2 separate regions of the Homo sapiens genome follow, and region 1 is linked to region 2. A link is a loop called in an ENCODE intact Hi-C map of the cell type or tissue named here. Cell type or tissue: Caco-2. All regions are shown on one strand. Each heading gives the region's core, and the rest is flanking DNA. Links, peaks and the distances in the headings are about the cores only. Region 1 has its middle 42 kb from the start of MIR1265. Region 2 holds the start of MIR4293 (microRNA 4293).

Region 1 (15,337 bases), core at 3,109-11,108, 100 kb before region 2:
ACATACTGTGTGATTCCATCTATACGACATTCAGGAAAAGGCAAAACTATAGAAGATAGTAAATAGATCAGCGGTTGCCAGGGGTTGGGGAAAAAGAAGGATAAATAGGTGGAACATAGACGATTTGGGGGCAGCGAAACTGTTTTGTAAGATGCTATAAGGGTGGATACATGTCATGATATATTTGTCAAAAGTCATAGAATGTACAACATCAAGAGTGATCCCTAATGTAACCTATGGACTTTGGATGATAATGATGTATTAACGTAGGTTCATTGAGGATAACAAATGTACCATTTTGGTGCAGGATGTTGATGATGAAGAAAGCTGTGTATATGTGGGGATGGGGGGGTATATGGGAACTTTCTCTGCTTTCTGCTCAAGTTTACTGTGTTCCTAAAACTGCTAAAAAGCATAAAGTCTATTAGAAGATAAAAAGGGTATACGGTGCAAAATAAAAGAAGCCCTATAATAATAATTATAATCTTGGAACTAAATTCAAGGAGCCATCAAAAGGAGGGGGCTACAAAAGGTTGCAAACACCTCATCTTGTTAGACTTGTTGAAAGGGGGATTATACGTATTATTTAATTATTAATGATGCAAAAATATTTTGTTGAATTAAGTTAGCTAAAAATGTAGTAAAATTCTAGTAAAATAGAAATAGGATGTAGAACTTCAAAATGAATATGGAAAAGAACAATGAAAAATGTAATGAACCCCATATATGTTAGGAAAGGAAAAGAAAAACACGAAGAAAATACAAATAGAAAACATAAATGGAGTTGGCACCATTCAAGCTACCAGGACAAAGACAGATTCTCCTACTGAATGACAGGGCAGTTCTGGGTCTGCTGAGGGAGCAGGAGAAGGCTGCAGGTGGCTTCCCGTAGGACCGTGTGGCCTGGGGACAGACTGGTGGCTGGTGTTTGTGTGCCTAGGGTGCAGGCAGGGGTTCCTTTGGGGACAAACTCCCTTTTACCCAAGGCAGCTTGGAGGGCAGTCGGCTGCTTCCTGGATGGGGGTCTCAGGAAGGTCACAAAAGCTGGTTCATCCCCATCCCATCCATCTACTTGAGATCTTCTGGATGTGGTTAGGGGTAGGAAATAGGGAAGAAGTGGTCAAAGTCAAATAAAGTATAGAGATGAATCTCTACATTTAGGACATTTTATTGGGGAAGCAAAAATTGCAATTTGGGGCATACATGCATACCAGGTGGTCTTTGGTATGTCCAAAGAACAAAGAGAAGGTTAGAGGTTTTATATGTAAAAGAGAGATAAACGTTATGTATTGTCCTTCAAGGAAGTTCAATGGCACTAGTAAAATTTTGCGTAGCTGGAACTTTCTGATAGGCAAGTGGTGGCGGCAGGTAAAACTACTTTTAGAGTCCCAGCAGGTTGTTTCGTAGCCATTAGATTCGACTGGTTTGGGGATCCAGCAGGCAGTTTCAGCAGCTGAGCTTGCAGAAAATGACATTCTTGGAGCAACCCTATATGTTGTGTGTCAAGAGTGCATTCCCCACGCCTTGGCTTCTCAACTCTGTTTTAGTTGGGTATGACAGGAGTCATCGAATTCGTGTAATCAACGTTCACCAAGTGAACACAGATGCTAAGCTGTTATAAATTATGTTCCATTTTCCATTTGCTGTGGCACACACAGGCTAGCCAGGGTACCACCTTCTTTTGGTTCCCCACCCACAATTGACATTAGGACTTGACTTTTAACATCCACCCCACCTGCAGCTGGGGACGTGGACTGACCACCTGTGCAATTAGAGACGTTTTCCTGTTGATCCCTTTCTAAATGTGTCTTCGGCTCACTCTGACCTCCAGTCAGAGCTGAGCTGGGGGTTCCTCCTCAGGACTCTGTCGGGGAAGTTCTTTCATTTCTCAGCGAGCCTCCCTGGCCGACTCTGAATTACCAGTCAGTCAGCCCTGATCAATTTTTCTGTCAATTTGATCCCATCTACCTCACACTATCCAACGTTTTCTCAAAGTTTCTGGCCTGCTGATGGCCCTCTCTGCTATTTCCTGGCACTATTTATTTCTGTTTCTTTTGATGATCTTTGGTTATTTGAGTGGGAGTTGGGGAAGAGGGGGATGTAAATAGCAATTTAAGGTTGATTCTAAAGGGGGGATTCCAAAAGCGGCAGCCTCATTATAATACATGCACCCTCATTACTTGGAGGGTAAAGCACTCATTTGGCTGCACCAAGTCTGCCACCATATGTTTGTTAAGAAACCAAGCCCAGTCCTTTGAGCATGCCAAGCGTGCTGCCCCAGGGCCTTTGCACAACCCTTCCCACTGCAGGGCTGGCTCCTCCCCCAGGTACTCACACAGCTCATCTCCTCGCTTCACTCAGGTCTCTGCTCACATGTCCCCTCCTGAGAGGGACCGTTCCTGTGTCTCATCTTCCCACCATTGCCCACGCTTACTTTCCTTGCCTTATTTTTTTTTTCTTGGCGTTTGTCACTCCCTGACATTGTATTATATATTTATATATATTTTTTTGTCTTTCTCCTCAATGTAAATAAACTCCAAGAGGGAAGGCAGGGTCTTTGTTTGGTAACTTCTTTCTCCTCTGCACCTAGAACAACATTTTGCATGCAGAAGCCCTCAATCAATATTTGCTGAATGTGGCTGGGAATGGTGGCTCATGCCTGTAATCCCAGGGATTTGGGAGGCCGATGCTTGAGCCCAGCAGTTTGAGACCAGCCTGGGAAATGTAGTGAGGCTCTGTCTCTACAAAAAAAAAAAAAAAAAAAAAAAGTTGTCTGGGTGTGGTGGCATGCACCTGTTAGTCCCAGCTACTTGGAGGCTGAGGTGGGAGGATCGCTTGAGGCTAGAAGTTGAGGCTGCTGTGAGCTGTGATAACACCACTGCACTCCAGCCTGGGCAACAGCAAGACTCTGTCTCTTAAAAAAATTTGCTGAATGTATGAACTTGATTCCCTTTTCATTTATCATCTGTGATCGCTGAGACGGGTAACTAGTTAAGCTGAGTTAACCACATTCTTTCCTTCCCTTTCTTTAGCGTGGGATTCACAAAACAACTTTCTTATAATTTTAGTAGATGTTCATGACTGAATTAAAAATACCTTGCATTTTATTGCTTGGTACTCAATCAACCTTCTAGTTAACAAATCAGCCCTCTAAAAAACCTGGAGATGGATCGAGCATGGTGGCTCACACCTGTAATCCCAGCACTTTGGGAGGCTGAGGCAGGCAGATTACTTGAGGTCAGGAGTTCGAGACCAGCCTGGCCAACATAGTGAAACTCTGTCTCTACTAAAAATAGGCCTGGCACGGTGGCTCCGCCTGTAATCCCAACACTTTGAGAGGACGAGATGGGTGGATCACCTGAGGTCAGGAGTTCAGAGACCAGTCTGGCTAAGATGGTAAAACCCCGTCTCTATTAAAAATACAAAAATCAGCTGGGTGTGGTGGTGCATGCCTGTAATTCCAGCTACTTGGGAGGCTGAGGCAGGAGAATTTCTTGAACCCAGGAGGCAGAGATGACGGTGAGCCGAGATCGCGCCAGTGCACTCCAGCCTGGGCGACAGAGCAAGACTCCGCCTAGGAGGAAAATAAATAAATAAAAAAAAATTAAAAAAAAATTAGCTGGGCATGGTCGGGCACACCTGTAATCCCAGCTACTTGGGAGGCTGAGGCATGAGAATCCTTTGAACCTGGGAGGCAGAGGTTGCAGTGATCTGAGATCACGACACTGCACTCCAGCCTGGGCAATAAAGCAAGACTCTGCTCAAAAAAAAAAAAAAAAAAAAAAACAAAAAAAAAACCATTGGAGACGTCAGCGTGTCAGAAGGTGAAGCCCTGCGGTCAGCGGTCAGGCTTCTTGGTGTCTGCAGTGCCTCTCTGAGTACAGGCTTTTGTTTACGAGCACATTGCTCAGATCTACCAGCTGGACAATCCTTCAGAGACAGTAAGGCGACACAATAGTTCCCAATGGCTGTGTTTGTTTGGGTCTGTCCTCAGCTGACATGATTCTATTAATACCAGCAATCGCTCTTTGCCATTCTGTTATTTTCCAGTGTGATGAATGGTAAGTGTATGGATGAAGGGAGCTTTACAATAGCAAACGATTGTTTCAGCTCGCTTTGACTACCTCCAGCTGCCTGTTCAAGTAGAAACGAACTGCTCAAGGTGGAAAGTAATTGCTCCACAAAGAATTTAAGTACCAAGGAATGTTGAAGTGGGAAAGAAGGTTCCGAGGCGGGCTGAGCACACCAGCATACGAAGGCTGACCTTCTGAAACAGCATTTGGGCAATGCCAAGGGTTAGCCATCTTGCTAGCCTTGCGGGTGATCAACATGCTGGTACTACTGGTTCTGGAATTCCTCCAGGGAAGAGGCATAAGGCACCCCCAACACCTCCACCCCCAGAAAAAAAGCTTGTGAGGAAGGAAGGAAGGAGGTAACAGAAAAGACAGAGAGGAGTAAAAAAAAGAGAACTCATTTTTGTTGGGAAGTAATAGAGTGTCACAACAATAGAATTTTGCTCACGGGCCTCAGTACAAGGTCTTCTATCTAGTGAGCAGGGGAAGAATCTGTTCTCGCTTTGCCATTTGACTTCTGGAGAATGGCCGCAAAGTGCTTTGGTATTGCCCCAATTGCTCTGGACATTGTCAGCTCTTGAAGTGCATTTCAGGACTTTGAGAGGCTTCCAATTCTAAAGCGAAGCTACTACCCATGGGCAGACTTAATGAATGTCCTGCTTGCTACTCCCAGAATTCCTCCTTTTTCCATTAGTAATTCAGAGTCCTGAGTTATTGTCAAGAAGCCAGAGACTTCCCTGGCTTCCAGAATGACTAGGATGTTTTACAGAACTCCTCACACCAGCTGCCATGTTGGAGCAGATTATGGATATGGCGGAAGACTAGCTCAAAGGGAACTTTTCATAAAAGCTCTGTTGAAGAAAACAATCCCTTTTCTCTTTGACCCTTTCATAATTCCCCCCTGGTTTAGCACCTCCTGCTGGCACCCAAACCAGATGCTCTGATCACGGATAGGATCCCTGATAGGATAATCGGGGAGGGTGGGAGGGATCTTGTAAGTTTTGCCTCCATTTGGCCTTGAAGTTGTCTTTTTATATTCTTCTGATTCATGCTCAGCATATTATGAGACAGATAACACTGTCCTGTTAGCACTGAACACTTTCCAGATTTCATTTAACACGTTGGCAACGAAGATATCACCTGAGTCTTCCTCCTGTCCCATGCCCAGTAGTATAATCTCTCAGACAACACAGTGGCCTGCATTCTAGCAAGAGTGTTCATCATCAACAAGGGGCCCTGAATAATAGTAAGAAAATGGAAGATAATACAGGGTTAAAAAAGTGGGCTTGAGGGTCTGAGAAATCCGAGTTCCCCTATTGGGTAGCTACATGAACTTGGCTAATTACCTAGCTTCTGGGAACTTTGATTTCTTTATCTGTTAAACGGGGAGTCTCTCTCGTAAGCGTTTCCATGTAAGTCTCTTAGAACCAGGCCTTAAATATTCTAAATGCACAATAAATATTTGTGATTTGGTGGTTATTACTATGATCATTAATTCTAGAGAGTAATGGGAAGTTTTATTGTAATATTGTTTTGGGAATGATAACCAAAACAATATTTACTCCAGGTCTTTTCTGGTTGATACGGTTCCCCAAATCGAATTCAAGAGTCTCTCAGTGGTGTGTGATTGCAATTATGCAAAGAAGACTGCTGTGCCCCTTCAATCCGTCTTTCATACAATCACCTGTTAGTATTTAAAAAATGAAAATCTTATCACCTTACTCCCTGTCTTGTCCTCCAATGTCCTGAAAAAATGCCTCTTGATCTCCCTATGGGGGACCCTAAGGACATCCTGTCTTGGTCCTCCCTAGTTCCATGGTTCTCATTTGCCTTCAGGAGAGACCCCAGACTCCTTAGCTGGACTCTGGTCAGATGGGATGGGTCAGTTACAGTAGAGCTTGCAGAGGTCAGGCCTCATGATAGTGAGTTCTTATGAGATCTGATGGTTTTTTGTTTTTGTTTTTTGAGACGAAGACTTGCTCTGTCACCAGGCTAGAGTGCAGTGGTGCCATCTTGGGTCACTGCAACCTCTGCCCCTGGGTTGAAGTGATTCTCCTGCCTCAGCCTCCTGAGTAGCTGGGACTACAGGTATGCGCCATCACACCCAGCTAATTTTTTTTTTGTTTGTATTTTTAGTAGAGACAGGTTTTCATCATGTTGGCCAGGCTGGTCTTGAACTCCTTACCTCAAGTGATCTGCCCACCTCGACCTCCGAAAGTGCTGGGATTACAGGCATGAGCCGCCACACCTGGCCAAGATCTGATGGTTTTTTATAAGTGTCTGTTGTTTCTCTGCTTGCACTTCTCTCTCCTGCCTCCATGTAAAGAAGGTGCTTGCTTCTCCTTCACCTTCTGCCATGACTGTAGGATTCCTGAGGCCTCCTCAGCCAGGTGGAACTGAGAGTCAATTAAACCTCTTTCCTTTATAAATTATCCACTCTTGGATAGTATCTTTATAGCAGTGTGAAAACAGACTAATACAGCACCTATTCCAGGGTTGAAGATTTAATAGGCTCCCCACCTCTTTTTTTTTCTTTTCTTTCTTTCTTTTTTTTTTTTTTTTTGAGATGGGGCCTGTCTTTCACCCAGAGCAGAGTGGAGTGCAGTGGTGTGATCACAGCTCATTCCAGCCTCGAAATCTCCTCCTCAAGTGATCGTCCTGACTCAGCCTCCTGAGTAGCTGGGACTACAGGCACACGCTACCACACGCTTAACACATATTTTTTGGTTACTTAAGACTTTCCTTAATCTTGTTACAGCCTATATGTTGCCATTCCTATATTTCTTAAAGTTTTCTCAAAAGTGAAAGAAAACTTCTCCTTTTAGGCATTTAAATAGAGGTTTTTCTCAGAGGAACAGTGTTGTAAAAATCACAGATAAATAGAAAATGACCAGAGCAGATCGTGCTGCTGGATGACAGAAAAGTATCTCAACACTAGAGGTCCCTCTCTCCATAGCATCCAGTGGACCTGCCTGGGGATGGCTGCCAGCTTTGGTGGCTTCTGACTTGGAACAAAAAGTGAGGAGTGGAGGAAATTTGAACTAGCGGATTCTTTGTGGCTTTGCAAATTAAATCTCATACCTCAAGCCTGCCCTGCTGAGGCTCTGGCACAGACACACAAAAAGTACTATTTTCTTCTCCTGAATCCTAGTTCCAGTTTAATTTTATTCTATTTCGATCTGGTTCTTGAATTAGCCATGTGATTTTATTCAAATCTTTTTCTCTTATTCCCATCTGGGAAGCAATCTGGGTTGGGTTACTGGCTTTACTCTGCAATATCTGCAGAATATGAGCAAGTTATGGAGTCCCCCTGTCCCTCCGAGGGTCATGAGGGATATGGGAATACAAACTCGAGGGTTACTCAAGTTGCTGTGGCTCAGCTGTGACTTATCCGGGTCCGGCTTCACCCCTCCAGGGACAGGGCTCCTCCCAGCCATGAAGCACCTTTCATTATTCACACGCAACTAGCCAGTAAAAGAGACGAGAGACTCGGTGGGGTGTGCTATGTTTTCCACCAAGGGTCAATAACTGGCAAGAAAAGAAATCAGTCCAGGGACACAGGAAAAGAGTAAAGTTTGCTTTTGAAATGAGACACAGAACATTTCACTTGTGTTAGACAGTAAAGAATAGAAGGATGAAATGAGAACATAAAGTTTCAGTCTGTTGTCTTGCGGGTGATGGAGTAGGGAAGAAGGGGAGAGAAATGGGGCGGGTTCTCCCATGGCCTCCTTGTGGCTAAAGGCTTCATCGTTCGTGAACTCCTAGAAGAGGCATGGCAGAGCTCAGAACATGGCCTGTCTCTCCACCGTCCGCATCACAGGGGCCTCCATCCCCTCCCTTCCCCTGCACACACCTGCCCCTGGTTACTCTTCATCCGTGGTGCACTTAGATAGCTCGGGCCACTCTGCAGACCACAGAATGGAGATGAGGGCAGTGGCAGCCCTGGGGGGATTCACCAGACAATTTAATCAGAGCATTCCAGGGGCTAGAAGCAGAGGCATGAGCTTGGAGATTGGGGTATTCCCTTGGCCTTGGGAACGCCTCTCTCCATGAGGACTGTCATGGGGGGAGAAGGAACAGTTAAGGGCTGAGGGTAGGGCCCTGTCTGCCCAGGTTTAAGAGTGGTACGGGGTGTTCCCAAAGTCTCCATTCTCCCTTTGTTTGTCTTCCAGTTTCCTGTCTGGAGCTCCTTGGGTTAGAGCCTTCTCAAATTCAGGACGAGGATATCCCCTGACTAACCCAACCAAAGTTTCTTTTCTCATATCCAATGGCTACGTCCTTTAGGATTTTTGCCAAATCCTGTGGCTTTGCACTCGGCATAAACTGTGTGTAGCAAAGAAAATGTGAGGACCAGATGCTTGGTCAACAAATGCTGTCTTCTTTTTTTGTTTTTCTTTTTCTTTTTTTCTGAGAAGGCATCTCACTCTGTCGCCCAGGCCAAGCAGTCCTCCCATCTCAGCCTCCCAAGTAGCTGGCACATGCCCCATGCCACACCCAGCTGATTTTTAAATTTTTTGTAGAGATGGGGCCTCACTATGTTTCCCAGGCTGGTCTTGAACTCCTTAGCTCAAGTGATGCTCCCACCTTAGCCTCCAAAAGTGCTGGGATTATAAGCATGAGCCACTGCACCTGGCCCTGTCTTCTCATAGCGAGTTTGAACCTAGTTTGGAAGTGGCTTACAACTGTACAAGTTATCAGTGCAATTCAACATTCCTTACAGGTGCCTCAGCTCATTCCAAAGTGGATTACACAGAGAAAGAGATGACATCACACACATTTTAGGACCCTCACTGAGAGCTTTTGAATGGGTTTTACAGTCATGAGGCTGAATGATGACGGCCACATTTCCTCCTTGCTAGGAGTGTGGAGAGCCCAAAGGAAAAAGGGGTTTGGGGTGCTGTCCCAGACACATCTTCGTGTTGGGAATGGTGCCACAGAAATTCCCGACACCTCAGTTTCAAAGCCGTTCATCAGATCATGGACGTGTTAGTTTGCCGCCCTGGAAATCTACTTGAGGTTTTGGCAAAGTCTTTTTAGCTGGCTGTGACATAACCACAAATTGGAAGGAAAGTAATGCATTTCACATGTTACTGGCAACCCTGGACCCACCCACAGCAGTGAAATGACTCCGAAAATTCCTTAGCTGACTCCTTACTGCTTTTATTTTCTCTACAAAGAGACACAACTCAGAGGTCTTTCTCGATGTTCGAGTCAAGGACCAGGAACACCTGTTCATCACTAGTGGCTTGAAACTTCGGGTGGAGAAAGGCTCAAAATCTGACAGTGGCATTCTTGTCAATTTAGGGATAGGCAACGTGCAATTTTGGACCTCGGGCGAACGGAATTCTGTCACCATCTTGCACCTCGTTTTGCTATGAACCCATGCAACCTCCTAGGAGGTGCACAGAGTTTGAAATGAAATCCAATTAACCTTTCACAGTGTTTCAGCTGGGAGGCTGGGAAGCACATTTGTTTCACCTAATTCCGCAGTTGTCGTGATGCTAATAGATGTTCGCACATTGAGAGACCTAATAGTCATTGCATTTTTATAGCCCGGCAATTGACTTCTCCATTTTTATAGCAGCCTGGGAGGCTGGAATATTGCAGGCAGGGTTCTCTGTCACAGCTTCCCTTTCTTCTGGGCTGTGGTGTGTGCTTGTTCTGCAGGTGCCTGGAAACCCCACCCCCTTATATTCTCTCCTCAGTGGGACAGAGCAAAATAACAATTAAGTGTCAGGAAGAAGAATGTAGGTTTCAAAACATTGCGATCACTTTTCTGTATGAAATACCTTTCTATGGAAGTTGTAGAGCCTCTTGTGTGCCAGTAATTTAAAAATACGTATTTCTGGGAGATTGGGGTATGCTGGTTATACATTGCTGTGTAGCAAATTACCCCAAAACTCTAGTGGTTTGAAACAACAATATTCATCTATTGTCATTGCATTAGTTTGCTCAGGCTGCTGTAAGAAAGTATCACAGACCAGGTGGCTTAAATCATGGTCCCCAACCTTTTTGGCACCAAGGGCTGGTTTCATGGAAGACAATTTTTCCATCGATGGTGGGGGTGGGAGGGTGCAGTGGTTTCAGGATGATTCAAGCGTATTACATTTGATGTGCACTTTATTTCTATTATTATTGCATTATAATATCTAAGGAAATAATTCTACAACTCACCATAATGCAGAATCAGTGGGAGCCCTGAGCTTGCTTTCCTGCAACTAGATGGTCCTATCTGGAGGTGATGGGAGACAGTGACAGATCATCAGGCATTAGATTCTCGTAAGGAACGTGCAACCTAGATCCCTGGCATGTGCAGTTCACAGTAGGGTTCATTCTCCTACGAGAATCTGATGCTGCCGCTGATCTGACAGGAGGCTGAGCTCAGGCAGTAACGCCAGCGATGGGGAGTGGCTGTAAGTACAGATGACGATTCACTCGCTCACCTACTGCTCACCTCCTGCTGTGCGGCCAGGTTCCTAACAGGCCATGGACCAGTTCCAGTCTGTGGCCCGGGGGTTGGGGACCCCTGGCTTAAACAACAGGAATTAATTTTCCTACAGTTCCCGAGGCTGGAAGTCTGAGGCCAAGGTGTTGGCAGGGTGGATTTCTCCTGAGGCCTCTCTCCTTGGCCTGTGGATAGCTGCCTCCTCCTTGTGTCTCCACGTGCTCTTCCCTCTGTACCTGTGTCCCAATCTCCTACTGTTATAAGGACCACCAGTTCTATTGAATTAAGACCCACCCTAATGACCTGCATTTAACTGAATTTCCTCTTTAACATCCCTGTACAGTCACATCCTGAGGTAGTGTGGGTTGGGACTTCAGCATACACATTTTTTGAAAGGACACAATTTTGACCATGAAAGTCATGAGTCTGCAATCTCGACAGAGGTCAGCAGGGATGACTCATTTTTGCTCCACAACATCTGGGACCACAGCTGCAATGATTAGAACAGCTGGAGGCTGGAACAGCTGGGGCTGCACCTGCCCCCCTTGCTCTCATGCTCACTCTCTCCCTGTCTCTCGCTCTCTCTTGCTCTATGGTCTCTGTGGGTGCAGTCTCCAGTGTTGGCTGCTTTAGGGCAACCGGGCCTCTTAATGTGTGGGATCAGGGGTTCAAGAAACTTGGGCAGAACCTGCAAGGCTTTTGTTGCCCAGCCTTAGAAGTCATCATTGTCCGTCCCCCTTTATTTTTTTTTTTTATGTTTTGAGACGGAGTCTCACTCTGTCACCCAGACTGGAGTGCAGTGGCGTGATCTCAACTCACTGCAACCTCCACCTCCCGGGTCCAAGCGATTCTCCTGCCTCAGCCTTCTTAGTAGCTGGGATTGCAGGCATGAGCTACCATGCCCGGCTAATTTTTGTATTTTTAGTAGAGACGGGGTTTTGCCATGTTGGCCAGGCTGATCTCGAACTCTTGACCTCAGGTAATCTGCCCACCTCATCTTCCCAAAGTGCTGGGATTACACGTGTGAGCCACCGTGCCTGGCCTATCCCCCTAACCTATGGGTCGAACAGGGCCAGCAGTGATTCAGTATGGGAGTGACGTAGCAAGTGTGTGAATATGGAGAGGTCAGGACCCTTGAGGGCCTCCTTGAAGGCTGGCTACCCCAGGGGAGAACATGAGCCTGACACACAAGCCCAAAAGGAGACAGATTTGTGCCTGGTGCTAATTCCAAGCCGCTCTGCTTACAGAATGGTGAGGACCTGAGGATTTCTCAGCTCACACGGCTCCACGGGCCATCTCTCCACCTCCAGGGACAAGTTCTCACTTTCAGGGGTTCCTGGTTTTGGAAGAGGGATCACAATAAGAAACATGCACCAAGACCCTTAAAGCGACATCTACCCCAGGGGGGTGGGCAGAGGAACGGGGAAGTTAGAGCAGAGGCACTCCCGCAGGACCCTGCAAATGTTTGTTGCCAGGGTGAGATGAGTTCAGAAGCATTGATTGGAATTGGACAGGGTACTTTAGATCTGTCTAACTTAACACTTTTATTTATTTATTTATTTAGAGACAGAATCACACTCTGTTGTTGCCCAGGCTGGAGTACAGTGGCACAGTCTCGGCTCACTGCAACCACCGCCTCCCCAGTTCAAGCGATTCTCCTGCCTCAGCTTTCCTAGTAGCTGGGATTACAGGCATGAGCCAACACACCCAGCTAATATTTGAATTTTTAGTAGAGACGGGATTTCACTATGTTGGCCAGGTTGGTCTTGAACTCCTGGCCTCAAGAGATCCACCTGCCTCGGCCTCCCAACGTGCTGAGATTAGAGGCATAAGCCACTGCACCCGGCCAAACTTAACATTTAAAAATGTGGGTTCATTTTTGTACATATTTGTTTTTTTCTGTCATTTTCCCGGTATTTCTGTTATCTTTTACAAAAGCAAGTCCTTCTGAATGTATGTCATGTCACTGACTATGCACTTAAAAATGGCTAAAATGCTACGTTTTATGTTACATATATTTTACAACAGTTCTTTTTGAAAAAAACAAAAAAGTCCATAGGAGGCTTGTGACATGGTGTCAGCCGGGCATAGGTTCATATCATCCCCTTTCTCATCTTCCTCACACCCTTAGCCACAGCCCTTATCTTCTCTTGCTTGGTTTATTGAGTTGTTTCTGTTCCAGAATCTACCACCATCTTCTCCACTCCTTTTTTGGCTTTGCCGCCTTTTCTGGACGCTTCTCTCCAGGTGCCACAAATCTCACTCCTCGTGACTGGCTCTGGGATGTCCCATTTCTCAGTGCTTCTCCACCTACTTCAAGTCAGTTCAGCCAACTTTTCTGGGATAACCATCCCAGGCTAGGCATGGTGCTGGGTGCCAGGGAGGTATGAATGATTTCTGTTTTTTGAGAATTCAGGGTCCAGGAGTGGAGGAGACAGACCGAGAAACAGAGGGTTTCAACAGGATTAGTCAAGGGCCCTGGTGGACAGGAGGGGAATCAAGGGAAGTTTCTATGGACCAGATCCTTAGGGCTGGGTGGAGTCAGCCAGGCAAAGAATGCAGGGAAGATCTAGGTGGCCTGGGGAAGAGTTTAGATGAAGGTAGTGGGCTGTGGCTGTCTAGGAGAGGACAGACTGCTAGGGTTCTGGAGGGAGAGGGGGTGATGTCCAGCCTGCAGAGGACCCAGAGGCTGGCTGCGGAGCAGCGAGGGGTGTCTGAGGACAGAAGCCACTGAAGCATTTTTAGAAGGGATGTGAAATGGTTGCTTTTGCTTTTCTATATATTGCTCTGGGGTTGAGTGGAGGGGCTGGAGGGAGAGCCCAGGGGCAGGGAACTCTGTAGGGAAAGAGTTCAGGAGATCCCACGAAGGCTGAACGAGGGCAGTGGTCATGGCAATGAGGAGAAGGGAAGGACCTGAGGAGGGGTTTAGAGTTAAAAGTGGCAGGGCTTGGCTGCTGGGTCAAGGGTGAAGAGTGGAGTGTGTGTGTGTGTGTGTGTGTGTGTGTGTGTGTGTGTGTTTGGTGAGGGTCAGGGGACATGCAATTCTAGGATGCAGCTGTTTTCCCTACATGAAGCCAAATTTTTCCTCTGTTTGTCCTTCCCACTGCAGCTGCTGTCTTCTTGAACTTGACTCTCTTTCTGCTAGGGTCCCTCTGGTCCAGGCTGCCATGCTCTCCCCCTGTATTGCAACCTTCCTTCTGCCAGACACCTATCCCAATGCAACAGGGAGGTGAGGCAGAACCCCTTAACAAAAAGTCTGTCTTGACCCAAGGTTCCCACTCATTTAATCAGCCACTTGGTGGCACGTAATTTACAATTATAGTCATGCATTGCTTTAAGCACAGGATATGTTCAGAGAAAAGCATCATTAAGCGATTTCTTCATTGTGTGAACGTCACAAGTACTGGCTGTACTTACCCAAATCTAGATGTACAGCCTACTGCACACCTAGGCTAGATGGAATAATAGCCTGTTACTCCCGGGCTACACACCCGCACAGCATGTGACTGTACTGAATACTGTAGGCAACTGTAGCACAGTGGGAAGTATTTGTGTATGTAAACATATCATATCTAAACATAGAAAAGGCACAGGAAAAATCCCATATAATAATCTTATGGGATCACAGTCATATAGTCCCGTATATGGTCTGTTGCTGAACAAACATTACGTGGGGTATAACTGTGTTTGTGTGTGCGTGTGAATGAAGGCTTTTTTTTTTTGAGAGAGAAAATTCATTCAATTTTTTTAGAGCGTGAGAGTTTTTATTGCCATTTTATTTTTAGAAAATATCCTTTTTAGGCCGGGTGCGGTGGCTCACGCCTGTAATCCCAGCACTTTGGGAGGCCGAGGTGGGCGGATCACGAGGTCAGGGGTTGGAGACCAGCCCGGTCAACACAGTGAAACCCCATCTCTACTAAAGATACAAAAAATTAGCCAGGCATGGTGGCATGTGCCTGTGATCCCAGCTTCTCGGGAGGCTAAGGCAGGAGAATCGCTTGAATCTGGGAGGTGGAGATTGCAGCGAGCCGAGATCGCACCGTTGTACTCCAGCCTGGGCGACAGGGAGGACTCCATCTCAAAAAACCAAAAACAAAACCAAAAATATTCTTTTTATTTTAGAGTAATGTTAGATTCACAGCCCAATTGCAAAGTCAGTGTAGAGAATTTCCATATATCCCTCACCTGTGTTTACTTTCCTCCAGTGCTATCTTACCTGACTGTGGTGTGTTTCTCAAGGGCAGGAGATACACATGGGTATGTTACTGCCAACTCAATTACAGGCTTTATTTGGATTTCACCTGTTTTTTGCCTTTACCATCCTTTCCTGATCCAGGGCCCAATCCAGCCCCCGGAAATGTGCTCAGTTGTCCTAATTCCTTAGTTTCTTCTTGCCTGGGATGATTTCTTAGTCTTTCCTTGTTGTTTGTGACCTTTGTAGTTTTGATGAGTATTGGTCAGCTATTTGTAGAAGGCCCCTGAGTTTGAATTTGTCTGATGTTTTTCTCGTTAGACTGGGGTTGTGGATCTTTGGGAGAAAGACTGCAGAGGTGAAGTTTTGTTCTGTCCCCATCTTACCAGGGCATGTGGCATCCATGGGGCATTACTGATGATGTGGGCTTCAATCCTTGGGTCAGGAGGTGCTTGCCAGGAGTCTCCATGGTATAGTTATTCTTTCTCCATAGCTTTGCTAGATTTTTTTTGGGAGTGATGCAAAGGTTTTTAATGTATGAATTTTAAAATGCAGGATGTGTGTTCTTCCTTCTGCCCATTGGACTTCTGTGCTGAGTTTGGTGCCCATTGTCACTTATGCAGCCAT
Region 2 (15,337 bases), core at 3,212-11,211:
AATAATGCTGCAATGAACATGGGTGTACAAATACCTGTTTGAGTCATTGCTTTCCATTTAAGACTATATCCAGGAATGGAACTGCTGGATCCTATGGTAATTGTATGTTTCAGTTTTTGAGGAACTGCCATACAGTTTTCCACAGTGATTGCACCATTTTACATTTCCACTAGCTGTTCACAAGTCTTCCAGCTTCTTCACATCTTTGCCAACACTCATAAGTTTCTGAATGTGTGGGTTTCATAATAGCATCCCAGTGGATGTGAAGTCTGTGGTTTTGATTTGCATTTCTCTAATGGTTAGAGATATTGAGCCTCTCTCCACGTGCTTAATGGGTATTTGTGTGTCTTCTTGGGAGAAATGTCTATTCAAGTCTCTTGCTCATAATTAAAATTTTTTTTTTTTTTTACTGTCATTGAGGGGTTTGAGATTTTATTCTAAGCTCAATGGAAAGGCATTGTCAATCAATCCAGATGTCAGTCAAGCAGAGGAGTGACATGAGCCAATTTTCTTTATATTTCTTTCTTTCTTTCTTTCTTTTTTTTTTTGAGACAGAGTCTCACTCTGTTGCCCAGGCTGGAGTACAGTGGCACAGTCTTGGCTCACTGCAACTTCTGCCTCCTGGGTTCAAGCAATTCTCCTGCCTCAGCCTCCCCAGTGGCTGGGATTACAGACATGCACTACCGTGCCCAGCTAATTTTTGTTTTTTAGTAGAGACGGGGTTTCACCATGTTGGCCAGGCTGGTCTCGAACTCCTGGCCTCATGTGATCCACCCACCACAGCCTCCCAAAATGCTCTCATTACAGGCATGAGACACTGAGCCTGGCCCAAATTTTCATTTTAAGAAGAAGTGATTCCCCTTCTGTGTGAATTTCTCCAGCAATACCAGCTCCTGGGTCCCGCCAACAGAGTGGGCCGATGGTGAGGATACCGTCAACCCTAAAAGTCCTTGTTCACAACGGGCAACAATCAAGTGTAATTAGAGCAGAAGGCCTGAATTCTATTTTTCCTCCCACAAGCTTCAGCAGTGACTCATGCTTCTGCATTGCTACTGTGGTGCTCCATATTTCCCATGCTCCGGGGCTCCAGTGGGGTGGGGGCATGTGGTTGGGATTAAAGGCAGCTCTGAGCAGGTAAAGGGTCACTCCATCTCCAGGGCCCACTTAGTCCTCAAAGGGCCTGACAAGGGCAGAGCAATTAGTGAAAGTCGTGATATTGGTTGCCGGAGGTATGGCAGAGACACCTGTTCCTTGGGAAGCTGGTGACATTGCTAATTCATTTCACACCAGCCTGACAGGAACAGCCTGACTGAAGCAAGCGGTCAGTGATGAAGAAGAAATAGGATTTCCCCTCTCCCGAGAGAGCCAGTTCCCTCACCCTGATGTCCTTATTTCAGTTTCACACAGCTTGATAAGTAAAGCTAGAACTCAGTATTAGGATTAACATGGCCATTTTATTATTTATTTATTTATTTTTGGAGACAGGGTCTTGCTCTGTTGCCTAGACTAGAGTGCTGTGATAGGATCATGGCTCACTGCAGCCTCCATCTCCTGGTCTCAAGTGATCCTCCCACCTCAGCCTCCCAAGTAGCTGGGACTACAGACACACGCCACCATGCCTGGCTAACTTTTTAATTGTTTTGTAGAGATAGACTCTCCCTATGTTGCCCAGGCTGGTCTCAAACTCCTGGGCTCAAGCAATCCTCTTGCCTCCTCCTCCCAAAGTACTGGGATTACAGGCATGAGCTACTGCACTCAGCCTTTACATGGCATTTAAAAAATTTTGTCAGTTTTTTTTGGTACTTTTTCTTCCTCCCAGACATTCTTGTTTGTCCACTGAAGCAGAAGTTCTCAAACTTCACTGCATCAGAACACCCAAAGGACCCGTTAAAACACAGAGCACTGGGCTGAGCCCTGCAAAGCTTCTATTCAGTGGATCTGGGATGGGTTGAAGAATTCAAATGTCCAGCAAGTTTGCAGATGCTGCTGCTGCTGCTGCTCTGGCCCACTCTTTGAGAAACACTGTGTGAAAACAATCAGTGTAACTCTGTGGGGTCATGAAATAAGCTAATTTAGGGTCCGTAACATAGCAGTGATGGCAGCCACTGTTTCTACAGCCTGGACATAGACTGCCTACCTCTCTCAGTAGGGTTTCCTTCTGTACTGCAGTGTGCAAGGGCGTGTGGGGGTGTATGTGTCAGAACACAGACACGTGAGCTCATAACCTCCAAGAATTCTTCAAACACCACTGCTTTTCTAAGCAGAAGCAGCAGGTGGGAAGTCCCTGGCGCTGTTACAGCTGGGGGGAAACCACTTATTGTTTTTCTATTGTTTCTTTCATGTGATCAAAAGGAAAAGTGAGATTGTTTCTCTTACTCAGGCGTGCATGGGAATTAACACTCCTTAAAACCTGTGACTTCATTCAGTTCATTAAATACATGTTAATTGAACATCTGCTTTATGCCACTCTGTTTCACGTGCTGGAGACAGAGCAGTGAACAAAACAGAGTAAGTTCCTGATCAAGTGGAACCTTTTTTTTCTGGTGGCAGAGAAAAGAAAGAAACATACAGAAAAGTAAATGTGTAAATGTGTTGTATGTCCATGGCCAATAGATGCTATGGGGGGAATTACTCTGTGTGTGTATGTGTGTGTGTGTGTGTGTGTGCGTGCATGTGTGCATGCATAGTGGTCAGGGAATTATCTCCAACAAGGTGACACTTGAGCATAGGCTTGAAGCAAGTGAGGAAAGAAGCCATATGGAGATCTGGAGGAAGAGTGCTCCAAGCAGAGGGAACAGCAAGTGCAAAAGCCCTGAGGTGAGAGCATTCTTAGCATTTCCAGAATAGCCAAGAGGCAGGTATGGCTGGTGTAGGGTCATGAGGAAGAGGAGATGGGAGAGATGAGTTCAGACAGGTGATCTGGGCCAGATTGTGTAGGACCTCGTAAGCTATTGTAAGGATTTAGTGGGAGTCACTGGAGGATACTAAGCCTAAGAGGGTGTTTACATATTGGAAGGATCTTCCTGCTGCTGAGTGGAGGGTGAATATAAGGCAGTAATGGTGGAATCAGGAAGCCTAGTTAGGATGCAGTTTCAATAACCAAGGTGAAACTTGGTTTGAGGATGTAGCAGTGAAGGTGGTGACAAGGGGTAGAATTTTGGAGATAAGTTGAAGGAAGAGCCAACAGGGTTTACCATATTTTGGATGGGAGATAGGAGATAAGAGATCAAGGCTGATGCCAGGTTATTTGATCTGAGGACCTGGAAGAATGGAGTTGCCATTTACCCAAGACAGGGAAACTGGGAGAAGCAGTAGGCCTGTGGTCTCGCTGCATGCCCAGGAGAAAAAGGAAATACAGGGCGGAAAGGAAAGCAATATTGTAGGATACCAAAGAAAATCACTCAGTCCTACAACATCAGCAGAGCTGATGTTTGTCTCTTAATGTTTTCACAATTCTTTCCATTCCTTATTCATCTCCACTCATATTTTACAAATAGTAATAATTAACAATGTGGAGTGGTTAATATATGACAGGCACAATGAAAGGCATTTAACACACATTATCTCATCGAATCCTGGCAACAGCCCAGGATAAAGATGACAGAAGTGTAGACAGGTTAGGTAACACCCCACTAGTAAGTCAGGGAGCTGGAATTTTACCTGGGACTTTCTCACTCTGAAACTCCTGGTTGTTTCCTACTTTCCTACTGTGCTACCTGCCTTTGCATTATTAATATTTTTCAGATCTCCACATTGCCCAGAGATCTCTAACTCTTACAATTTAGGGGATCATGTCTCACCTTCCACAGTATCTCACAAGTTCAGGGATGACAGACATTCCTTGGCCCATCTGAAATAATAGAGACCAGAAATAAACATGCACTTTCCAGAATGAAGTTTATTATTATTATTAAGATGGAATCTTGCTCTGTCGCTCAGGCTGAGTGCAGCAGTGCGATCTTGGCTCACTGAAACCTCCGCCTCCCAGGTTCAAGTGATTCTCATGCATCAGCCTCCAGCGTAGCTGGGATTACTGGTGTGCACGACCACGCCCAGCTAATTTATTTTATTTTTTTAGTAGAGATGGGGTTTCACCATGTTGGCCAGGCTGGTCTCGAACTCCTGATCTCAGGTGATCCACCCACCTCGGCCTCCCAAAGTGCTGGGATTACAGGTATGAGCCACTGCACCCGGCCAAAGTTTATTAATACCATGTTGCAAAAAGGGCAAGTGCCCCCAGAAAGCCATAGAGGGCCTTATCAAACAAAGCAAGCAGGAGGTTATTCTAGGATTTGGGGAAACGATGGGATTTAGCTAAAATTCAAATGAAGCAGTGTTTTGATGAGCGCAAAGCAGGGCTGTGTGTAATTAACATCAGGCTGAGCTGGGGAGCTGACTCAGGGCTCCGTTTCCTTGGAAACTACAGGGTTAAGAGAAATGTAGAATATTGTGCTTCCAAACTCCTTATCTGAAGCACTGCACCTGCCTTGGAAATCTAGGCTGCTTCTCTGTGTCAAAGAGACCCCAGATATTTCAGGTAGGAATGGGATCTTCCATTCTTACTGATAGGATTTTGAAGAGGAAACTGTCAGGAGGTCTGTAATTTTTGAGAATACGGTTTCTCAATGCCATGTCTTCTTGTTCAACCACAAAGGCAGTTTGGTACAGGTTCACAGAATGCAGCTGCTCCTGGCCCTTGCTCCTGGGGCAGCTGTCTTCCTTCCCTGCCAAGGTTGCCAGGCAGTGACCCCTGTGTCTCCTCATCCCCATAAGAAGCACTAATGTTGGGCTGCTGCATTGTACCACTTGCTGGAGTATTTGCAGTCACGGCATGGAATTCGAGTACAGTGCTAACTATGGCATAAGGCTGGGATAGTAAGACGACTGTCTTTCAAAAGCATTCCCTGCATCATTCCCAATTGTTCATCGGCCATGGCTTACCTAGTGCAATTTTCTCAAGCTTCTCTCTCCTCCCTGTGACCTTCTCCCAGCTCTCCTCCTCTCCCCCATTTTGCAGCTTCTTAATTGTTTCTCTCCACAAAAGAATCTCAAATGTGCCCTACTTTTGTATGCAGAGCAGTTCTACTCCTTTCCTTTCTCTTTCTAAATTGGGACCTGGTGGCTGGTGTCCCTCTCACCTTCTGCGGGTAAAGTGGTGGCCAGGGACCTGGCTAGCCTTGGGTTCAAGGGCTTGTGGGAAGGGAGGAGATGGAGGCCGACGAGATGATAGAAGAGGCTCTTTGTGCTATGCTCAGGGCAAAGCCCACCTCCTCTGATAGCTGTGATGCCATTGGGATAGTTTTTGCAGGTGCAGAGCAGGCGGGGGACCTGTTTGTATTTAGATTATGGATGCTTTTCTTAGAGTTAAGATCACAAGGCATTGAAAAGATTAACTTGTGTTAGAATCGATGGGCCTAGAATGAATACACAGTGTCTTTTATTGTGAAGACACAGGAGGAAGGAAATGAAGAGGCTACTGGAGCAACAGTGTCACCTGTCACTGAACAGGGACCCAGAACCCCTCATGCTTGGACACATGCTTTAAGTAATGCTGTAACTATACCAGACCAATCTGGCTCGGCTTTTATGTAACAAAGTTGTCAGTTGTTTTTCAGTTGCCATGGGCTGCCCCCAGGTTGAAGGTCACATACCCTGTGCGTGTGCAGATGGACCAAGCATCCAACCACAGGCGGAACCTAAGTGTTTTGACAGATTAGCAGGACTGAATTAAGAAGCGGACACCACATGACAGGATCCAAGATCCAATCAGATTGAGCCCTTGTGTCACTCCATGGCAAGATCCAATCAGATCATGCCTTCCCAGCATCATGTCATTGCAAGACCCAATCAGATCTTGCCTTATTACCCTATGCTTATAAAACCCCACAGCCCCAAGCTCAAGGAGACAGATTTGAGCATTTCCTTTGGTCTCCTTTCTAGTTAACTTCCAATAAAGCTTTTCTTTTCTCAAAAGCTGGTGCCGTGGTACTAGCTTTTATGCACATCAGGAAATGAGCCCTTCGATTGCTTGGTAAGAGTGCAAGAAGTCAAACCTGGCTGTGGGTCTACCTCATCTACACAAGGGAACAAATAATGAGCTCATGTCACAGAGCTCTTATTTATTGAACAAAATTTTTATTGATTGCCTACTTGTGCCGGACACTGTGCAAGGCTATGGGCAGAAAATGAATAAAATATTAATGTTACTGGAAAGGGGTCCTAATCCAGACCCCAGGAGAGGGTTCCAGGATCTGGTGCAAGAAAGAATTTGGAATGAGTCCATAAAGTAAAGTGAAAACAAGTTAATGAAGAAAGTAAAGAATTAGAAATGGCTATTCCACAGGCAGAGCAGCAGCTTGGGCTGCTGGACTAAGGATACTTATAGTTATTTCTTGATGTTATGCTAAACAGGGGGTGGATTATTCATGCGTTTTCCAGAAATCATGGGCAATTTCTAGAGCTGAGGTTTCCTCCCCTTTTTAGACTATATAGGGGAACTTCCTCACTGTTGCCGTGGCATCTGTAAACTGTCACGGAGTTGGTGGGAGTGTCTTTTACTATGCTAATGCATTATAATTAGCATATAATAAGCAGTGAGGATGACCAGGTCACTCTTGTTGCCATCTTGGTTTTGGTGGGATTGGTTAACTTCTTTACTGCAAGGTTTTTAGGACCTGTGTCTTGTGCCGACCTCCTATCTCATTCTGTGACTTAGAATGCCTAATGCCTGGGAATGCAGACCAGCAGGTCTCAGCCTTACCTTACCCAGCCCCTATTCAAGATAAAGTTGCTCTGGTTAAAAGGCCTCTGACATTGACATGCCCTAAAAGAGCATAGCCTAGTGGGAGAGACAGACAAGAAAATAAACAATTTAAATAAAATGCACAATTAAAGCAAAGTAAAAAAAAAAAAAAAGAAACTTTAATAGCATTTTGTCCAGGACAACTGTACATCAGAGAAGGAATGTAACTTATTCCGGACTAAAAATTCAGTGCAGCCAGGAGAAGAAGTTTGGATTGAGACATTACAGATAAACAGGAAGCGAGGGGGAAGAGGTTCAGAATATTCCAGTGGTCCTGGTAGCAGGCATGGCTGGGGTGGAGAATGCACATGAGAAAATGGCTGGAAACGAGCTGGAGAAACAAGCAGGGGCAGCCGGTGAAAGAGCATGTTTGCAGACTGAGGAGCCTGCAATTGTGGGGAGTCATCAAACTTCTAGAGCTGCTTTTTTTGAAGACAGGTGTATTAGGATTCTCTAGAGGGACAGGACTAATAGTATAAATGCATATATGAAAGGGAGTTTATTAAGGAGTATTGACTCACGTGATCACAAGGTGAAGTCCCACAATAGACCATCTGCAAGCTGAGGAGCAAGGAAGCCAGTCCGAGTCCCAAAACCTCAAAAGTAGGGAAGCCGACAGTGCAGCCTTCAGTCTGTGGCCGAAGGCCCGAGAGCCCCTGGCAAACCACTGGTGTAAGCCCAAGAGTCCAAAAGCTGAAGAACTTGGAGTCCAATGTTTGAGGGCAGGAAGCATCCAGCACAGGAGAAAGATGAAGACTGGAAGACTCAGCCAGTCTAGTGCTTCCACGTTCCTCTGTCCGCTTTTATCCTAGCTGTGCTGGCAGCTGATTCGATGGTGCCCTCCCGGATTGAAGGTGGATCTGCCTCTCCCAGTCCGCTGACTCAAATGTTAATCTCCTTTGGCAACACCCTCTCAGACACACCCAGGAACAATACTTTGTATCCTTCAATCCAATCAAGATGACACTCAAATTAACCATCACAATAGGGATGTCTCTGGTTCCCCCACCCCCACCCTTTTGTTTTTTTTTTGAGACGGAGTTTCGCTCTTGTTGCCCAGGCTGGAGTGCAATGGCACGATCTCGGCTTACCACAACCTCTGCCTCCCGGGTTCAAGCGATTCTCCTCTCTCAGCCTCCTGAGTAGCAGGGATTACAGGGATGTGCCACCACACCCGGCTAATTTTGTATTTTTAGTAGAGATGGGGCTTCTCCATGTTGGTCAGACTGGTCTCGAACTCCCGACCTCATGTGATCCACCCGCCTCGGCCTCCCAAAGTGCTGGGATTACAAGCATGAGCCACCACGGCCACTCTGGTTCCCCTTTTTATATCCACCAGACCTTGCTCAATAAGCATTAAAGTGAACTAAGATGATTGAAGTGATCCCATTTGTCCTATAGGAAGATCATTCTAGATGTATGTAGATGAGGTACCAGCGGCAGGAAGACCAGTTAGGAGGCAATTTCAAAAGTCCAGTTTCAGGCTCGTGGCAGAATTGGAGAGGAAGAGGGAAATGAAATCCTAAGAAAGCACATGCAAATAGCCAACAATGTAACTGCCCAGTGGGTTCAGAGCTGGTTCATCAAGACAGGGGATCTGCAATAGAGAAAGAGGAATTCATGCAGAGCCGGCTGTGAAGGACTGACTGGAGTTTTATTATTACTCAAATCAGTTTCCTTGAACATCCAGGGAACAGAGTTTTTAAGGATAACTTGGTGGATGGGGGGAAACAAGTGAGCCAGGAGGAGTGCCGACTGCTCAGAGATGAAATCATACGGAGTTGGAGCTGTCTTCTTATGCTGAATCAGTTCCTGGGTGGGGACCACAAGATCAGATGAGACAGTTTATTGATCTGGGTGGTGCCAGCTGATCTATCAAGTGCAGGGTATCTAGAGCACTGATCTTAGGAGCAGTTTAGGGAGGGTCAGAATCTTGTAGCCTCCAGCTGCATGACTCCTAAACCATAATTTCTCATCTTTTGGCTAATGTTGGTCCTACAAAGGCAATCTAGTCCCCAGGCAAGAAAGAGGTCGGCTTTGGGAAAGGGATGTTATCATCTTTGTTTTAAACTATAAAGTTTCTCCCAAAGTTAGTTCAGCCTACACCCAGGAATGAACAAGGACAGCTTGGAGGTTAGAAGCAAGATGGAGTCGTTTGTTAGATATCTTTCACTGTCTCAGTCATAATTTTGGAAAGACAGTTTCAAGAATAGCCTTGAAATACTTGGGAAATACTTGGTGGGACAGCCAGGGCCTCACTGATGGGGACGGAGACCGATCCCTGGACTTAACCTGGAGATAGTTGGTGACGTTGACCTTGGGAATGTGGAAGGTTAGATATAGACATTCCTTGTTTTAAGAATGCAGGAAATGGCTCAATCTAGAACTTTTATTACTTTTCAAATTAATGATGGCACTCCAATCTCCCTGGGCCACTGAGAAGATTAATGGAAATGATGCAATAGCAATGACTGCAGTAAAAGCCAAGACTGGATAGTTGTCTTTATCATCAGGAAGTGGATAGGAGCTTTTATGGTCAATTTCCTTTCTTGAAACAAGCTTAAGAGCAGACAGTGAAATCTGACTTCAGAGGGGGTTCCCGGAGAACTGCTGCCACGTTCATCTAAATGACACTTCAGATCTGATTATTAATTTGGGTCAAACTATGGAAAGCTTGTATGGAAGCTCTGGTGTTCCAGGCTTCAGGAACTTTGATTTAGAGTACCATCAGGGCTCATAGAGTCTTTTCTTTTCTTTTTTCTTTTCATTTTCCTTTCTTTTCCTTTCTTTCTCTTTTCTCTTCTGCCTTCTCCTTTCCCTTTCCTTCCCTTCCCTTCCCTTCCCTTCCCTTCCCTTCCCTTCCCTTCCCTTCCCTTCCCTTCCCTTCCCTTCTCTTCCTGCCATGGAGTCTCACTCTGTTGCCCAGGCTGGAGTGCCATGGTGCAGTCTTGGCTCATTGCAACCACCTCCTCCTGGTTCAAGTGAGTCTCCTGCCTCAGCTTCCTGAGTAGCTGGGATTACAGGTGCTTAACGCCACACCTAGCTAATTTTCTTGTATTTTTAGTAGAGATGGGGTTTTACCATGTTGGCCAGGCTGGCCTCCAACTCCTGACCTCAGGTGATCCACCCGCCTCGGCCCCCCACAATGTGGGGATTTCAGGCGTGAGCCACCACACCCTGCCTTAGAGTCATCTTTTAATTGCCTCTTTCCAAGTTCCTACATTACCTGAGAGATAGGCTGCTTTGTCTTGATGAGACGTGCGTTTCGAAAGACATCAGACTGCCTCTAGCATAACACTGGTATTACTAGCCAAGAATATGGGCACTGGGAGAGTGGCATGACCTCCCTAGACCTCACAACTACCGTGGGAGGAAGCCATGAGGACTGAGGACCTGCTTGTTGTCCCGGCTTCTTGTGCTCCACCTGCAGACACTGAACTGCTATTGGAACTTCCTTTACCAACACCACCGTGGGGCTTCACTGTAGTGCTCATGGCCATTGTCATCTTCTTATGGTCTTCCTTTTACTACAACAACATGTCCTGCAGAGAAATTATACCTAAGACTAGAGAGACGGTATAAGCATGATAAAATAAAAAGATCAACCATTAGGTCACTAGAGAAGTTAAATAATTTGAAAGTGACTGTCGAGGCCAGGGCTGCATGTCTCACACCAGTAATCCCAGAAATTTGGAAGGCTGAGGCTGGTGGATTGCTTGAGCCCAGGAGTTCGAGATCAGCCTGGGCAACATGGTGAAACCCTATTGCTACAAAAAAAAAAAAAAATTACAAAAATTAGATGGGTGTGGTGGAATGTGCTTGTAGCCCCAGCTACTTGGGAGGCTGAGGTGGGAGGATCATGTGAACCGTGGGAGGTCAAGGCTGCAGTGAGCTGAGGTTGCGCCACTGCACTCCAGCCTGGGTGACAGAGTGAGACCCAGTTTAAAAAAAAAAATTATTGTCATTTGGCCTTGATGTCAAATACAAACTAACCAGGAAATCATGGCTTTGGTGGAAGAGGAACAATGGCATGCTATTTATTTGCTCACCTGTTGAGCTGCAGTGGCCAGGTGCTCTGATCACACCCAGCAAATGAGTTTACCTCTAGGTGTGCGATGCAGCCCCATGACTTCTATACTGGCATGCAACAGAGCCTGTGAGAGCTCTTTCACACTGTTACTGCTAGAGGCTGGGGCAGATGATGGAGGTGGGCCCCTGGACACTCAGGAAAGCTCTCTGCTCAAAATGATCTCCCCCACCCACCCTGACCTAAAATATCCACGATAGAGCTCCTTCTGTTCATGTTAGACACTGTCTTTTCTCATTTAAAATGCAACAATGAAAGACACCCTCGATGGTAGCAGGGACGGACAGGGGTGGGGCAGTGATAGCACCTTCTTGTGCGTGGGTTTCTACACAACGACAGCTTCTTCTGTGACGACTGAGATGAGGTTGCTTGCAGGAAATACCTTCCTCATTTCTGTGTTCATTCATTCAGCAGATATTCAGGAGCCTACTGTGTGCCCTGGCGCTGCTTTAGATGTGTGGGATATGGTGGTAATCAAAACAGATACGTCTGTGCCCCCACAGAGCTCCCAGTCTAGTGTGGGGAGGGGATGATGGAGACATAAATATATAAAATGAACAGTTTACGTAGACTGTGCTGAGAATTTTGGAGAAAAAGCAGAGGGAGGTAAAGTTTCCAATGAGATGGGGATTAGTGGTGCCTTTTTTAAGAAGGATGGTCGGGAAAGAGCCACTGTCTGAACAGGATGCACAGACTGGCTTTTGTGTGGTGGAGGAGGTTTGAGCTGCTAATTTAGGAGCTGCTCAGACAGGTGGCAGAGACACTGAGCTCATGAAAGGAATCTGTTGGGGGCACAGAAGGATCCTGGTGCCCTAGTCCATGGCCTTGCCCCAGCACATTTGCTGAGGTCCGGAAAGGCAGCTTCTGTCTGTCACTGTTCCAGCCCATGGACAGGAAAGTGCAGATGGCCAGGGAGAAACGAAGACCTGAAAGAGGAGAGCTGTGTGATTAGGAGGCTGGGAGTTGTCCCAGGCCGGGGCACAGGGAGCACAAAAACCCTGAAGGTGGGTCTCTGATGGCAATGGAGGAGCAGCGAAGGGCTGGTGTGGTAGGGGTGCAGGGCCCAGGGAGAGTGGCAGCAGAGGAGGCCAGAGGGCCCAGGGAGGTCAGATCACGCTCTGAATGGAACAGGAACTGTTACAGGCTTTGAGCAGAGAATCCACATAGATTAAACTGAGACTGTTTATCACTGTAGCCACTGGGTTTAGGATGGCGTGGGAAGGGCACGGGAAAATGGTGGGGCCAGCGGGGAGCCTGTGGCCATAATTCAGGTGACAATGACCGTGGGGATGCAGCAAAGGGAAACATGCAAAGAAGGATTTGGACTCAAGGACCCGGAAGCCAAGAAGTGCTGCCATCTTCATAACTTTGTCTATTCCCAGTTTTGCCCCAAATCGTTCTGCCTCCTTAAGACGCATCTGACTCCAGAACCACCTGCAAGTCCACGGGAAGGGTCACCCACTACTCACCCTGCTGTACCAGGCCCTGGGTCATGGGCCAGACTACCTCACCATCCTGTGTGCACTCCTGCAGCAGCCGTGACTTGCAGGGACCTCACTGCCTCATGCAGAGGGACAATGGTGCTTCGGGCTTGTTTGCAGCGGGTTGGAGGCATTGACTCTCCTAAGCTCTTTCTAGTCCTTCACAGCTCTACTTTCTGTGTGACTATGGCTAAGCTGCTAAATATATAAGCACTGGCTTTTGTGGAATGGAGGATGTTTCAGCTGCTAGTTTTGGTGCCTGTTCAGACAGGTGGCAGAAGCTCTGAGCTCACAAATGGCATCTGTTGGGCACAGAAGGGTCCTAGTGCCCTGGTCTGTGGCCTCAGCCCAGCACATTTGCTGAGATCCAGAGAGGCAGCTTCTGTCTGTCCCCTCTCCCTACCCGTGGACAGGAAACCACAGATGGCCCAGCAATTTGATACGTTGCAGTGTTTCCAAAGCTCCCAGAGTGGGACGTGAAGCTGAATTGCACGCTTCCAGGAAAGTGCCCCCAATGTGGAAAACCTGTCATTTTGTCTCTAGATCCATTACAAGCTTTGTAGTGGCACAAACCCCGGGCAGAAATGGCCTTTTTATAAATGCCATGGAAATCACTGGGTTGAGATGCCCTATGTTTGTAGAAAGGAGCAAAGTCAGAGTGATTTCTCACACCTGGTACCCACCCTAAATCTACTGTGGATGTGAGAAAATATCCCAGTGACAATGAGGTAATTTTCCCTATCTTCATGGTCTATTTCCTTAGAGAAAATTGTTTTTCCAATGCTCACCAAAGAACTTTCTTCAGATTTAGTACTTTTTTCTTTTTTTTCTTTTTTAAATTTAGGAATGCCATGCCACAATAGCTACCAAAATGACAAAGTTGTTTACACTTTCATGCAGAAATCCCACTTTTGGAGTTTATTTTATAGATTCACTTTCGTGCATATGAAATGTCATCTGCATCATTGTTGGTAATGACAAAGGACTAGTTAAGAAAAGCAGTGGCCGCATGTGCATAACGGCATACTACGCCCCTGGAAAAAGGAATTGGAACACTCTCTTTTTACTGACGTAGTAAGATTGCTAGGATATGTTCAGTGGAAAAAAAGCAAGAAGCAGAAATAGAGGAAAATATGCATATATTCATATTTGCTTGCATATGTATAAAGCAACACTGGAAGGTAGAAAAAAATAGTTCCTTTGGGAGACAACAGAAATGGAATGGATGAAAACATGGGTGCAAGACCCTCTGTGTATTCATTTATTAGAGTTTTGGTATTAGTCATGCAAATGTATTCTCCCAGCTTTTTTTTTTTTTTTTTTTTTTAATATGGAAAGACATACTCAACCATGTCTAGACCTCAGTGATCACAGATTGACTTCTGACAGTGGTGCAAAGAGTTTTGAGAATCAAGGAATTTTTGAGCACCTCCCTGTGTTAGGTAGGAGCTGAGAAGGGGCTGCAGAGGGAGAGATAGAGACCCAGGACCTACCCAAAGGTGCTTGCAGCCTGGTGGAGGAGACTGGTGAGCAAACTATTGGTATCTTAGTTCATTTTTTTTGCCGCTATAACAGAAAACCTGAGACTAGGTAATTTATAAAGAAAAAAAATCTACTTCTCACAGTTCTGGAGGCTGGGAAGTCCAAGATCAAGGCAACAGCATGTTTGGTGTCTGGTAAGGGTGCAGTCTCTGTTTTTAAGATGACATCTTGTTGCTGGATCCTTTGGAGGAGAGGAGCACTATGTCCTCACATGGTGGAAGGCAGAAGGACAAGAAGGATGTATTCCTTCTGTTTTCCCTGTAGTAGCCCTTTCTTCACAGCCTTTTGAGAGTATCAACTGATATAGTGCCTGGGAAGCAATTAGCACAGTGTCTGGTGCTCTGGTGCTTAGTAACTGTGCAATAAATATTGAGCTTTTTTTTTTTTTTAGTGGCATTAATCCATTCATGAAAGCAGATCCCTCATGACCTAAACACTTCCACAAAGGCCCCACTTTCCAACACTGTTGCATTGGAGATTAAATTCCCAACACAAGAATTTTGGGGGACTCATTCCAACCATAGCAGCTGGTGATGATGTATTGAGAGCCAAATAAGGGGGAAGCACAGAGGCTGTGGATCTCAGAGAAGAGACAGCTGCTGGGGAAAGGGGAGAAGAGGGTCATCAGAGCAATCCAAAGGAGAATGGGGCTTGACAAAGAGGTAGGAGGGAAGAAGTTGGAGAAGACAAAGGAGGCACAGAAGCTCAACCAGGCAGAGAGAAAAGGCCCAGAGTGTGGGTAGGGTCCAGTGTGCTTAGGTAAATGCAAGGAGTTAAACATGATTGAAATGGAGGGGATGGGTGTCGATGTGGGACCGGTGGATTGTCAAAGACAGAAGAGAAGTGACCCGACTATAAAGTCTTATTATTCTGTGACATGCTGCTCATTGTGCTACCAATATCCATTCTCTCTACTCAATCTCTCCTTTTTGCTCTGTATATGACCTCTAAGAATAAAAACCAGGTATCTCTGCCTCCCTTGCAAATGGGTATGGCCCATGTGATGAAATCCTGACCAATGGGCTGTAAATGGAAGTGATGTGTACAATTTTCAGGAAGCGTCCTTCACGGAGAGGGTGTGTCTGTCTCTTTCTTTCCCCTCTCCTGCTAGCAGGAATGCAGACATGATGGCTGGAGCTATAGAAGCTGTCTTGAACCAGATCAAAGACACTTGTAGAGGTGGGAAGAGCAATGAGACCTAAGTGCCTACATTTACATAAGAGAGAAATAAATTTCTTACCTACTTTAAGTCACTACGAGGGTTCTTTTGTTCTTGGCAGCTAAATTCAATACTAACTAGCCTGGATTTTAAATTCCCCCTATTTATTATCCTGGGTGGCTTAGGGTTATGTTTCTAGTATATCTAACTTTCCATTAACAGCTCTATCTCAAGCTAGGAATCTTGAGTTTGTCTATAAATATTTT

Evidence for each region. Hi-C counts contacts between places; a loop is a spot of excess contacts. Peaks named below come from ENCODE experiments on the same cell type or tissue, not always from the same donor. Only the 100,000 strongest peaks of a DNase experiment are listed, where the experiment ranks them.
Region 1: it touches region 2 in a loop (2.5-fold over the local background); 13 of 110 quality-filtered maps call a loop at or near these places.

Annotation. Positions count from the first base shown.
Region 1 is chr10:14,470,525-14,485,861 of GRCh38, reverse strand. No RefSeq gene overlaps it. Among named protein-coding and RNA genes, the nearest start is that of MIR1265, 42 kb to the right of the region's middle. In Caco-2, for the core only: a CTCF peak has its summit at 7,009; a DNase peak (open chromatin) is centred at 7,043.
Region 2 is chr10:14,369,177-14,384,513 of GRCh38, reverse strand. It overlaps MIR4293 (microRNA 4293), which reads left to right and starts at 1,237; the gene lies at 1,237-1,314. RefSeq lists an enhancer at 11,612-12,112. In Caco-2, for the core only: no CTCF peak of the experiment used is centred there; a DNase peak (open chromatin) is centred at 6,713.